Regions from separate parts of the Homo sapiens genome. Here all the other regions are linked to region 2. Evidence: read pairs that join two places in POLR2A ChIA-PET (ENCODE). Cell type or tissue: OCI-LY7. All regions are shown on one strand.

Evidence for each region. Peaks named below come from ENCODE experiments on the same cell type or tissue, not always from the same donor. Only the 100,000 strongest peaks of a DNase experiment are listed, where the experiment ranks them.
Region 1: POLR2A ChIA-PET joins it to region 2 with 5 read pairs; 3 of 35 experiments call an interaction of 5 or more read pairs at or near these places.
Region 3: POLR2A ChIA-PET joins it to region 2 with 5 read pairs; 3 of 35 experiments call an interaction of 5 or more read pairs at or near these places.

Annotation. Positions count from the first base shown.
Region 1 is chr10:14,798,278-14,802,277 of GRCh38, forward strand. No RefSeq gene overlaps it. Among named protein-coding and RNA genes, the nearest start is that of FAM107B, 25 kb to the left of the region's middle. In OCI-LY7, a CTCF peak has its summit at 3,640; DNase peaks (open chromatin) are centred at 204 and 2,294; H3K4me3 peaks cover 1,409 bases; H3K27ac peaks cover 558 bases.
Region 2 is chr10:14,586,328-14,590,327 of GRCh38, forward strand. The region is part of intron 2 of FAM107B (family with sequence similarity 107 member B); the gene reads right to left. Among named protein-coding and RNA genes, the nearest start is that of MIR1265, 150 kb to the left of the region's middle. RefSeq lists an enhancer at 1,951-2,150. In OCI-LY7, no CTCF peak of the experiment used is centred here; a DNase peak (open chromatin) is centred at 1,863; H3K4me3 peaks cover 744 bases; H3K27ac peaks cover 1,784 bases.
Region 3 is chr10:14,699,487-14,703,486 of GRCh38, forward strand. All of the region lies in intron 1 of FAM107B (family with sequence similarity 107 member B), which reads right to left. Among named protein-coding and RNA genes, the nearest start is that of FAM107B, 73 kb to the right of the region's middle. In OCI-LY7, no CTCF peak of the experiment used is centred here; no DNase peak of the experiment used is centred here.

The DNA.
Region 1 (4,000 bases), 210 kb after region 2:
TATGTGATAAGGGGTTAATATCCAAAATATATAAAGAACTCCTAAAACTCAATCGCAAAAATAAATTAATGGGAAAAGGATTTAAATAGCCACTTCCCCAAAGAAGACATATGCATGGCCAACAGGTATATGAAAACGTGTTCAACATAACTAATCATCAGGCAAATGCAAATCAAAACCACAATGAGATATCACTTCACACCTGTTAGGATGGCTATTGTAAAAAAGACAAAAGACAAGTGTTGTCAAGGATGCAGAGAAAAGGGAACCCTCACACACTCTTGGGAATGTAAAATGGGGCAGCTACTATTTAAAAAGTCGGTGGTTCCTCAGAAAATTAAAAATAGAACTACCATATGATCCTGTAATCCCATTTCTGGGTATATAAACAAAAGAACTGAAATCAGGATGTTGAAGAGATCTCCACACTTCTGTGTTCGCTGAAGCATTATTCACAAAAGCCAAGATATGGAAACAACATAAATGTCCATCATTGAATGAATGGGCAAAGCCGATGTGGTATATACATACAATGGGAAATTACTCAGCTTTTTAAAAGAAGGAAATCCTGCCAGATGTGACGACATGGGCAAACCTGGAGGACATTATGTTTAGTGAAATAAGCCAGTCACAGAAGGACAAATACTCTGTGATTCCACTTACATGGGGGTATTTAAAAGATTATCACAGAAGCAGAGGGTAGAAAAGTGGTTGCTGGAGACTGGGGAGAGAGGGAAATGGAGAATCGTCGTTTAGTGGGTATAACATTTCAGTTATGTATTTTATTTAAAACAAAACATTTATTAGGTTTTTAATTTGGAGAGATTAAAAAGGAAAAATAAGCAAAACTGGCTCTTCATTTACATGCTCAGATTACTGTTGTCAACATGTTTTAATGAAAGCAATAGATGTACTCAGAAAATGGAACTGCATAGGAAACAAGGCCACATAAAAAGTAAAAACCTCCATATTCTTCAATCTTTCTCCCTGAAACTATTTACAGCTCAAATTTTAGTTTAAAATATAAAATCTATCATTCCTGTGAGGCAAAGGGGAGAACTTGAAGCTCACAGAAGAATATAAAGCAAAGGGCTTCTTGCCTACATTTTAGAAAATAATATGTCTTTAGATAAGATATTATTATCCCATAGTATAGAAAATTGTGGCCAGGCACAGTGGGTCATGCCTATAATCCCAGCACTTTGGGAGGCCAAGGTGGGAAGATTGCTTCAGACCAGGAGTTCGAGACCAGCCTGGGCAATATAGTGAGACCCTGTCTACATAAAATTTTAAAAAAATTAGCTGGAAGTGGTGGTGCCAGCCTGCAGGCCAGGGGAGGCTGAGGCAAGAGGATCCCTTGAGCCTGGGAGGTCAAGGCTATAGTGAGCTATGGTCAAGCCACTGCACTCCAGTCTCTCACAACAAAGCAAGACCCTCTCTCAAAAAAAGAAGAAAAGAAAGAGAGAGGAAAAAAATGGAGAGAGAAAAAATGGAAAAAGAGAGAGAGAGGAAAAAAAGTAAAGAGCTAGAGACAATTCTTTCAAGATATGTTGCTATTAAGGAGAGCAGAGATACGGGGTAATAGTGGGGGTTTGGGGAAGTTTGGGATTTGGGTTTTTGTTTGTGGGAAATAATACAGCATATTTGGTGTTAATGGGAATGTCCAAATGAAGGAAGGAAGTCAAGGATAGAGGAGAAAGAAGGAGGCAGGAATAATGTCCTAGAGGCGGTGAGAAGGAATGAGCATAAGCTGATCATTATCTAACAAGAGACAGAGTCAAGTCTGAGGGACCAATGGCAAGGAGGTTGGTAGGTTTTGTGGGGAAATTGGGAGATGTTCTCTCATAATCAATTCTATTTTCTCAATTGGACTAAAGCTCATCAGCTGAGAGGGAGGACCAGGGGAAGGTGTCATCAGGAAAGGACAGAAGATGTGAAATGGTCACCTCTGAGTACAGAAGAGTTGATTGACTAGAGAAATGATATAAGTCTACCAGAGGTATTGAGGGCTCCTGGAGGTTGATAGCCTCTGGTTAGTATGAAACTGTCTTCGTGCTTTTCTCCAGACACATTCAGCTGCTCAGGAGCAGGGGCAGAGCAGGCCAGAGGTAGTTTTCATCAGAGTTTGCCAGGAGAGTACTGGGCAGGAGCAAAGAATTTGAGATTTATGCAAAGCAGTGATTATAGCACTGCTAATCTTGGTGAGAAGGTAAGTAAGGAAATGGTGTGGGGTGGAGAGGGGTGATAGATTTAAATAAAACAAGTGAGCTACATCTGAATGCTTGTCATAGGACAAAAATCAGAAAACTCTGCAAAGGTGCTGAGATGAAACTTGGTTTTAGTTCCTCCTTGGGCACTTTCCACATGTCCTTTGGTGGCCTCCACTCCATGTAGGCATTAACCCTGATCCAGTATCAACTAATACACAGCAAGACACTCACAGACAAAGCCCAAGGGTCATTATGGGGTTTTTTGTCTCGTTTTAATTTTTTTAGAGACATGCTCTTACTGTGTCTCCCAGGCTGGCATGCAGTGATGAGACCATAGCCCACTGCAGCCTCTAACTTTCAGGCTCAGGTGACCCTCCCACCTCAGCCTCCTGAGCAGCTGGGACACCTTCCCCTGGTCCTCCCTCTCAGCTGATGAGCTTTAGTCCAATTGAGAAAACAGAATTGATTATGAGAGAACATCTCCCACTTTCCCCACAAAACCTACCAACCTCCTTGCCATTGGTCCCTCAGACTTGACTCTGTCTCTTGTTAGGTAGTGATCAGCTTATGCTCATTCCTTCTCACCGCCTCTAGGACATTATTCCTGCCTCCTTCTGAGCGGGCATGCCCCACCACACCTGGCTCTCATCTGTGTTTTCATCAGACACTTTCTTTTTGATGAATAAAACCTTCCAGACACAAAGATCTCAAATCTCTCAAAATGAAATTTTAAATCATTAACAGGCACTAAAGACCAAATTTTGGGCAAAACACCTACCACATATTAACATGTGTATTAAACGAATGAACCTATGAAGATGACAGTACCTGGGCTGGTGAGTCCCAATGGACATGCGTGATGGGAACATCTGTGCATCCTCAGCGGAAATTTTCAGAGATGCAAAATAAACTTGAACTTGGATGCGTATCCTTGCATTGGTTGTGGGGTGAAAATGCTGAGAAAAAGCAGCTAACATTTACACGTAGCCACCACCCCCCAAACTTTTTCTCCTCAGGCACTCATACATGTTTTGTAATCTTTGAGAATACAGAAAATATTTACAAAATGATCAAGCATGTAGTTAATGGACCAGGTGACAAGCTGGGTCAACATCAAAGAAAGGGCAGAGGAATAGGATGTCCATGAGTTAATGTGTGTACGTCTCCTAGAGCTAAGATCTCCCACCCAGAGTTCACACCTACATCCCCCTACATCCTCTGAATCTATTCTAGAGCCATGTTTGCCAGAGAAGTTTCAATGAGTAGCACTGGAATAGGAAAGATTTGTACTGCTGTTTCCCTTGGGGTCTGGGCTCCAGCTAGCTTCCGCAGTAAACGACTAGTTATGATCAAAGAGTGAGGAAACCTGCTCCCTGGCCTTCTGCACCTGGGAAGGAAGAAGGGCCTCCTGTGAGGGAGGAATTGCCCAGAAGTGCCCACCAGGAGGAGTGCATGGTGCACCACCCACACAGTGCACACATGGACCCAGCCTGCCTGCCAAATGTGTTGTGGGGATGTTGCACGGCTGGAGCCAGCCAGCGAGAGGCTCAGGAGAGTCAGGCAATGACATCCAGAGGGAATCCGGTCCTTACTTTGCACAGAAACAGAAGAGAGTGGGAACTCAACAGCATTAAGGATTTATAGCTGATAGGCATAGTAACAAGACTGAAAGAATCTATTCCAAAATGTAAACGACTGTTATCTTGACGTAGGGGGAATACCAGTGATGGCTACTATCTTATTTTTGCTTATCTGGGTTTTCTTTTTTTTTAATAAAAAAATTTTTTTTA
Region 2 (4,000 bases):
AAGAAAAAAATATATGAGATGAGAATCCTGCCTGCCCATAGACTTGAAGCCTCTGCTCACCTTGGCCATGGCTATGGACTGAATATTTTTTCCTCCTCCACCATAAATTCATATTATTTAAGCCCTAATCCCAACGTGATGATATTTGGAAGTGGGGCTTAGGGGAAGTAATTAAGTCATAGAAGTGGAGCCCTCATGAATGGGATTAGTGCCCTTAGAAAAAGAGACACCAGGCAGATGATCTCCCTCTCCACCATGTGGGGATACAGCAAAAAGGTGGCCTTCTACAAAACACGAAGGGAGCCCTCACCAGACACCAAATCTGCCAGCATCTTTGATCTTGGAGTTCCCAACCTCCAGAACTGTGAGAAATAAATGCTGTTTAAGCCACCCCGTCTGTGGTATTTGTTACAGCAGCCCAAATGGATGAAGACAGCCATACCTTTGAGCCCAGGGTCGCTCCTCCACTCTCCAATTAGATCCCAGAGCTCCAGTATGGACCCTCTACCCCCACCAGGTTCCTAACCTGTCTCTGTATTCTACCACTGCTTATCAAACTAGGCTACATTTCAGGTGGAGAAGGCCCAAGAGGATGATATAGGTGAAACATTCACCCCAATCCTGGGACAAACTCTCTCTCATTGAGTCCTATGAGAATGGAATAGTCTCGCCCATCAGGTGAGAGTGTAAACAATCACGTATGACATCACATCACAACACCACCTTGGGGGAGCAGACACTAACCTCTGTTCACACCTGTGTACAGGCACTGTGCCAGGTGCTTTTCCTGCCTGATAATAGTCACACTGCAGAGATGAGAAAACTTGAACTCACCAAGATAAAAGCACTTACGACATGCCACCTAGGTCTATCTAGCAAAAAGTTCATCGTCCTTCTAATGCGCCAGTGTCGGAACTAATAAATGACAACATACATCTGAAAAAAGCCTGAGGATAATGACAGTGTAAGACACAATGCAGGTACTCATGTATTTATTCTCATGTATTTATGCACAGAAATATATTCTCATATATTTATTTAGAAAGAACTCCCATATTTATCCAATCGCGGGAAGTTGCTTAGCCCTAGAAGTCAAAATGTGGACAACAGACACAGTCGACAAAGATAGTTCTCATACATTTAAATAAATGCCTAGGCTTATTTTCATGGTATGAACAACTATTTTTCATGTTTAATGTTTTTAAGACTTTCCATTAGTATGAATAAGAATTTGTCTTACACAAACATCCAAAAAAAGACAGTTTCTTTAGGATTACATATCTTAAACATTATTTTCTTTTCTGCTATAAAATCGTCACCACAACCCTAGCAACTAGGAAGTTTTGTTTCCTGTCCTTGTTTTTATTCTTTTGTGGTGGCAAGTGCCAGCATGTGGGGTAGGTAGGGTGAGGCAAGGTGGGTGACAGTAAAGGACACTGTGCTCAATTCGAAGCTACGGGAGGAGAGAGCTCTAGTCCTAGATTTGCACCAAGGAGCTTTGAGCTCTCAGTAATTCAGCAACCCTGGGCTGTCATTTCATCTATAAAATCAGAGGGTTAGGTGTTCTCCACAGCCTCCTCCTGCACTCAATCCTATGATAACTGCTGAAAACTCCAGCATGGGACAATTACCAGTGTGACACCCTTGAGAGAAATGGTGGGATGTATATTTAAAAAAGACTATCTAATGACTCACCCATGAGTAAAAAATAATTTACTTCCATTTTAAAATCCATATTAATCGACGTGACGTTAGTAGAGAGAGTGCCTAATGTCTGACAGCGCTTCTGAAGAGGATATAAATAGGCGGTTTTTGAAATTAGTCAGCCATGTGCTCACGTCCACCAAGAAGCACATGCAGGCAACATGCTCCAGGCTGTGCGTGCAAGCTGTTCTGTTTCCAGCACAAATGCAGAAAAGGGGAAAAAAGCAGTCCTGGTAGAGTCAGTCATCACATATTTCAGCTGTAAGTAGGAAACAGGAAGCTCACAAAGAATTGTAATTTAGAAGCATTTAAAACAAAACAAACAAACCTACTCCAGGCACAAATACCAGATAGCTGCAAAGCCAACTGTGGTATTTGATGACAAATTGTTTAAAGTCACCAGTGGGTCAGAGTACAAACCACGCCCACGTGAAAGTCTCCCTGGACGCTACCAGGGTCTACCCATTCTCCCCTCTCTGTAAGCCAGCTTCACACAGGTAAGTGGGTCCCATAAACCCCCGGAGGCACCCACATCTGGCTCTTTGTGGGCAGCGCAAGTAGAGAAAAAGACAGTCAACCAACCGTCCTGAGAAACAGGAGGCTGACACTCAGAAAATCAACATCAAACATCCTCTCCCATGCCACAGGGTGACTTCTCACCTCCACTCCTCCCCACCCATCACCCCACACACGCTGTCTCCCAAAAACACATCTGATCTTTATGAAATCTCAGCTTCAGAGCTCCCCAGGATGTTACTGTTACTGAAGGGGAGTGAAAAGGAGGAAGAAGAGAGAGAAGGAGGGCTCCAAACCCATCCCAAGTTGATTCCTTCATGATGTTTCCAAGAATTTAAAGAATAAGTGGTGAGGCTGGGCGCAGTGACTCACGCCTGTAATCCCAGCACTTTGGGAGGCCAAAGCAGGCAGATCACTTGAGGTCAGGAGTTCGAGACCAGCCTGGTCAACGTGGTGAAACCCCATCCTTACTAAAAATACAAAAATTAGCCGGGTGTGGTGGTGCATGCCGGTGGTCTCAGCTACTTGGGAGGCTGAGGCAGGAGAATCACTTGAGCCCAGGAGGTTGCAGTGAGCCGAGATAACATCACTGCACTACAGCCTAGGTGACACACCGAGACTGTCTCAAAAAAAAAAAAAGAAAAGAAAAAAAAGAGTAAGTGGTGACTTTTTAAAAGAATGGTCAAAGGAATTATTTTTAAAGCTGTAGGTTGGCATAGGACATTTATCAAAAGAAAGAAACTATCAGTTCAAACTTACCTAGACATCTTATAAGAGTCCTGAACCATCTATAATCTGAAAGCTTTTTCAAATACTAGTAAGCCAGGCACAATTACCAATTATTCAAATAACATTTATTATAGCTAGTGATTTCCACTGACTATATCTGCAATAATTAGAGCTGGTAGGTTTTTAAAAATATAGATTTTAAGAGTATATGGAAAGTCCTTGAAAGGCAATGTTTCTGGGCTGTTAGGAATAAGGCATTCCTTTAACACGAAATAATGAATTTTAAACAGTAATAATAATAACAAGGAAGAAATGAATGACTGAATGAATCAGAAGGCAGTACACCATAGGGTGAATAAGAGTACATTCTTGGGGGATGAGGGGCAAGGGGAGGGAAAGCATTAGGACAAATACCAAATGTATGCGGGGCTTAAAACCTAGATGACAGATTGATGGGTGCGCCAAACCACCGTGGCACATGTATACCTATGTAAGAATCCTGCATGTACTGCACATGTAGCCCAGAACATAAAGCAAAATTTAAAAATTTTAAAAATTAAAAAAAAGAAAAGCACATTCTTTGCAGTGAATATATCTCAGTCCTGGGTGATCCTGGGCAAGATATTCAATGTCTCTATGCCTCAACATCCTCCTCAGAAAATAAAACCAATTACAGTCCTAAATCACAGGGTTGTCATGAGGATCCAAAAATGATGCATGTAAGAAGCATTTAACATGTTCAAAAGAAACACTTAACGTACTAATGGTCCTTATTCCAGGATGAGTTTTGGTTCCAACTCTACAAATCATTAGCTGTGTGGTCTTGGGCAAGCAATTTAACACATCTAAGCGTTGGTTTATTCACCAAAAATGAAGAATCTTGATTAGATGACCTCTTCATTTCTATGGCTTCTCCAAGCTCAAGACCTCTCTGACAACAGAAGCAACATTTATGATTTCAAACTCTTCCACGTTTCTAGTTTTCACATCTTTCTTTTAGGACTTATTGGTCACAGCCATGATTTATATGAAATCAAGTGTTTGGTCAACA
Region 3 (4,000 bases), 110 kb after region 2:
CAGGTGAAAGTGGATGGGTCAGATCAAGCAGAGAGAACAAACTCGCCCTTCCTCCACCATTTTGTTCTATCAAGCCCGCAATGAATCGGAGGGTGCCTGCCCACATCAGCAAGGGATAGCTACTTTACTCAGTCCACCAACTCAAATGCCAATCTCTTCCAGGAACACCCTCACAGACACACCCAGAAATCATGCTTTACCAGCTATCTGGGCACCACTTAGCCCAGTCAAGCTGACAGAAAATTCACCATCACACACATTGTACAGTGTTTGCCTGTCATGGTAAGGATTTTCACTTAATTTTCAAGGCAGCAGGAAGCCTGCAATGGAGCAAAAGGATTGTCCATCCTGAAGGTTAGTCTGGCGACAGATTACAGGCTGGGTTGGCCTGTGGAGCGCCAGCGAGTGCAGGGGATAGTGAAGAGTCACTTTTTATTTTTTTATTTATGATTATTATTATTTTTGAGATGGACTCCCGCTCTGTTGCCCAGGCTAGAATGCAGTGGCGCAATCTCAGCTCACTGCAACCTCCACCTCCCGGGTGCAAGCGATTCTTCTGCCTCAGCCTCCCGAGTAGCTGGGATTACAGGCGTGTGCCACCACACCTGGCTAATTTTCGTATTTTTAGTAGAGACTGGGTTTCACCATGTTGACCAGGCTGGTCTCAAACTCCTGACCTCAAGTGACTTACCTGCCTCGGCCTCCCAAAGTGCTAGGATTACAGGTGTGAGCCACCGCGCCAGGCCAGGCGTCCCTTTTTAAAAAGCAGCACTGGCAACTGTGATGCAGGGAGAGTGGCGAACTAAATGGGGACAAGCAAAAGCCAGGAGAGAGTCAGCAAAGCACTGAGAGATAACCCCTGGGCAGGAGAACTATTCTTTGAATATGAGCTATTCCTCTGGGCAATTTGTAGAGCTCCAGGAAATCGTTGTCACCATGAACAGCCGTATATGGAAGCAAACCTTAAAGGTATTTCAGTGCTCGCATCGAATTTAACGCAGGGATAGTCATTAGTGACAATATCAGAAGAGATGCAATAAAAAGATCAATGTCCTGATGCAGAAATGACCATGAGAATGAGGGGTGGGGTGGGAGTCTGAAAGCCCAGCCTGTGCCCCTGCCTTCATCCTGAGCTTGATCCATGATGTGGAATCTGCTGCAACTCCCTCTACATCCATTTTCTGACATAAACAACAATGATGCTTTTTTCCCCCAGATGTTGAAACAGACTAAATAACCATTTTCTGCTGGCAACTCTGACAGCTGAAGCTACTTGAAATCACACCAGCTCTGGATCAACTACAGGCCCAGCTGGTCACTTGGATGCTGATGGCAAGAGGCAAAAAAAAAAAAAAAAAAAAAAAAACGCACTAGGGTGAGTGCAAAAGTAGAGCTATGCTCACTTATAACCTGGGGCACACACACACATCACACCTCACCCCACATGTGGCCCCTGGGGTGCTGTAATCCAGCAAGAGCTTTCTCTTGGTGCCAGGACAAGGACCAGAAGTGAAACCTAGTCATATTTTCCTTGGAAAACACTCTCTCCACCACTGCTTTTTTATGGAAGCATTGAATGCCTCTGATTTTAAGCCACTTCTATTAAGACATTTTTTAATGTCCTAATTTCACCTTATGTTCTCTGACATTGACAGGGACAAGGTTAATCTCATTTAATTCCCTGGAATAAATTTATTTTTTAAAAGCTTAATGCCAGGCAGAAACTCTTCATTTTATTATTTATTTCTTATTTTTAATTTTATTTATTTATTTTTTGAGACAGACTCTCACTCTGTCGTCCAGGCTGGAGTGCAGTGGTGTGATCTCGGCTCACTGCAACCTCCACCTCCCAGGTTCAAGCGATTCTCTAGCCTCAGCCTCCTGAGAAGCTGGGATCCCAGGCATGCCCCACCACCCCTGGCTAATTTTTGTATTTTTAGTAGAGATGGGGTTTTACCATGTTGGCCAAGCTGGTCTTGAACTCCTGACCTCAGGTGATCCTCCCACCTCGGCCTCCCAAAGTGCTGGGATCATAGGCATGAGCCACCATGCCTGGCCAAAAACCTTCATTTTAAATAGTCCTCACAGCTCCAAGAATATAGACCTATCTCTCACAGAATCATCGAAAGGGAACTAAAAGGAATGCCAAAGTCATCTCCCAACATCATCTTGTGTTACGCATCAGGAAACCAGAAAGAATGCAATGACCGGCCCTAGGCAAAGAGTTGTTTTTTTTTTTTCCAACAAAAAGCATGGCGGACAGAGGCATTGTATGATATCAAACCTGTAACCTTTGGAAACAATGGCGTTTTGTAAAACTCATCCCTCTGCTGGCGTGTGAAAAGAGCAGGGGAGTCCCTGGAACCTGGAGCAGGGCTGGAGAGATTCAGGAATAGTTCAGTACACTGAAATTTACTCCTTGGCCAAGAAAATCTAATAAGACAATTTTTGCAACAAAAGCAGTCTTCGAAAACAAACTTTCAGAGGTTCAGGATTCCTGCTGCAGCAATAGCTGCCCACCCAAAAAACATATTGCAGAAATAAAAATTCCTGTATTTCTTCTTTTCAGATGAAGAGCAGGGAATATACTGATAAGTAAATGCAAAAATGACAACAATTAATTTGTTCCACAAACGAGTGCATTTCATGCAATATTCTTAAGGAACAAAGACACGCACATAGCTTGTTTATGCTCATCCACAATATTTTATGTATTTGGAATATATGTACATGGATATCCTAGGACTCCATCTTAGGCTCAGCATTTTTCCTAAGACAAATGAAGTTAAATTAACCTTTTGCTGGAATGTTGTTGCTCCTTTTCATAAAGTTTTTGATTCAATATTCATGTATCATTATTTATTTTATGTTTATTTTATTTTTTTTGAGACACAGTCTCACTTTATTCTCAGGCTGAAATGCAATGGCACGATCTTGGCTCACTCCACCTCCTGAGTTCAAGCGATTCTCCCGCCTCAGCCCCCTGAGTAGCTGAGATTACAGGCACACACCACAACACCCAAATACTTTTTTTGTATTTTTTAGTAGAGATGGGGTTTCACCATGTTGGCCAGGCTGTTCTCAAACTCCTGACCTCAGGTGATCCACCCACTTTGGCCTCCCAAAGTGTTGGGATTACAGGCATGAGCTGCTGCACCTGGCCAAAGTGTATTATTTTAAAAATTTAGTAGACAGCCATGCATTTGGTGCTTTGCAACAGGAAGATAAGCTCTCCCATAGCAGAATAAGTTTTGGGTTGAAGGAGTACAGCGAAGTCCACCCCAAAACATGGCTTCCTTTTAAAATGAGTATTTTGCCCTCAAAGATCAACAGACACTGGAAGAGGCTTCTCCCCTACCTACAGAAAGACCAGACAGACCCACCAAGAATTGTTTTTCCTTCCTCTCCCTGTTGTCTCATTATCTATTGCAGTAAAAAAGACCAAGAATGTCACCGGACCTGATCGACCCTATTACAAAATCATGTTTATCTCTCAGGCTCATTCAGTTTCCAAAAAGAACTATTTACAAGTTAATCTCTATTCCCCCACCCATTCATTCTCCCAGGTAATCAGGTATTGCCCCTCAACCAAAGTACCTATATTCCCCATCTCTCCCTCCCCTCTGAGGTAAGGCCACAAAGGTTGGGCCCCAATGGGATATGGGATCATCACTGTGGCTCTCCCCATGTGCGTGCTAATGAATTTGCCTTTTCTCCTAATCATCAGCCTTTGTCAGTTGATTTTTCAATGAACCCTCCAAGGGCAAAGGGAAAGATTTCACAAGATTTCCCTTTGCTCCTACAAAGTCTTCCTAAGTTTGTTTCCTTTTCCTTCTTCTTCTTTTTTTTTTTTTTTTTCTGAGACAGAGTCTCTCTCTGTCCCCCAGGCTGGAGGGCAGTGGCATGATCTTGTGATCCCGGCTCACTGCAACCTCCGCCTCTGGGTTCAAGCAATTCTGGTGCCTCAGCCTCCCAAGTAGCTGGGACTACAGGCGTGCGT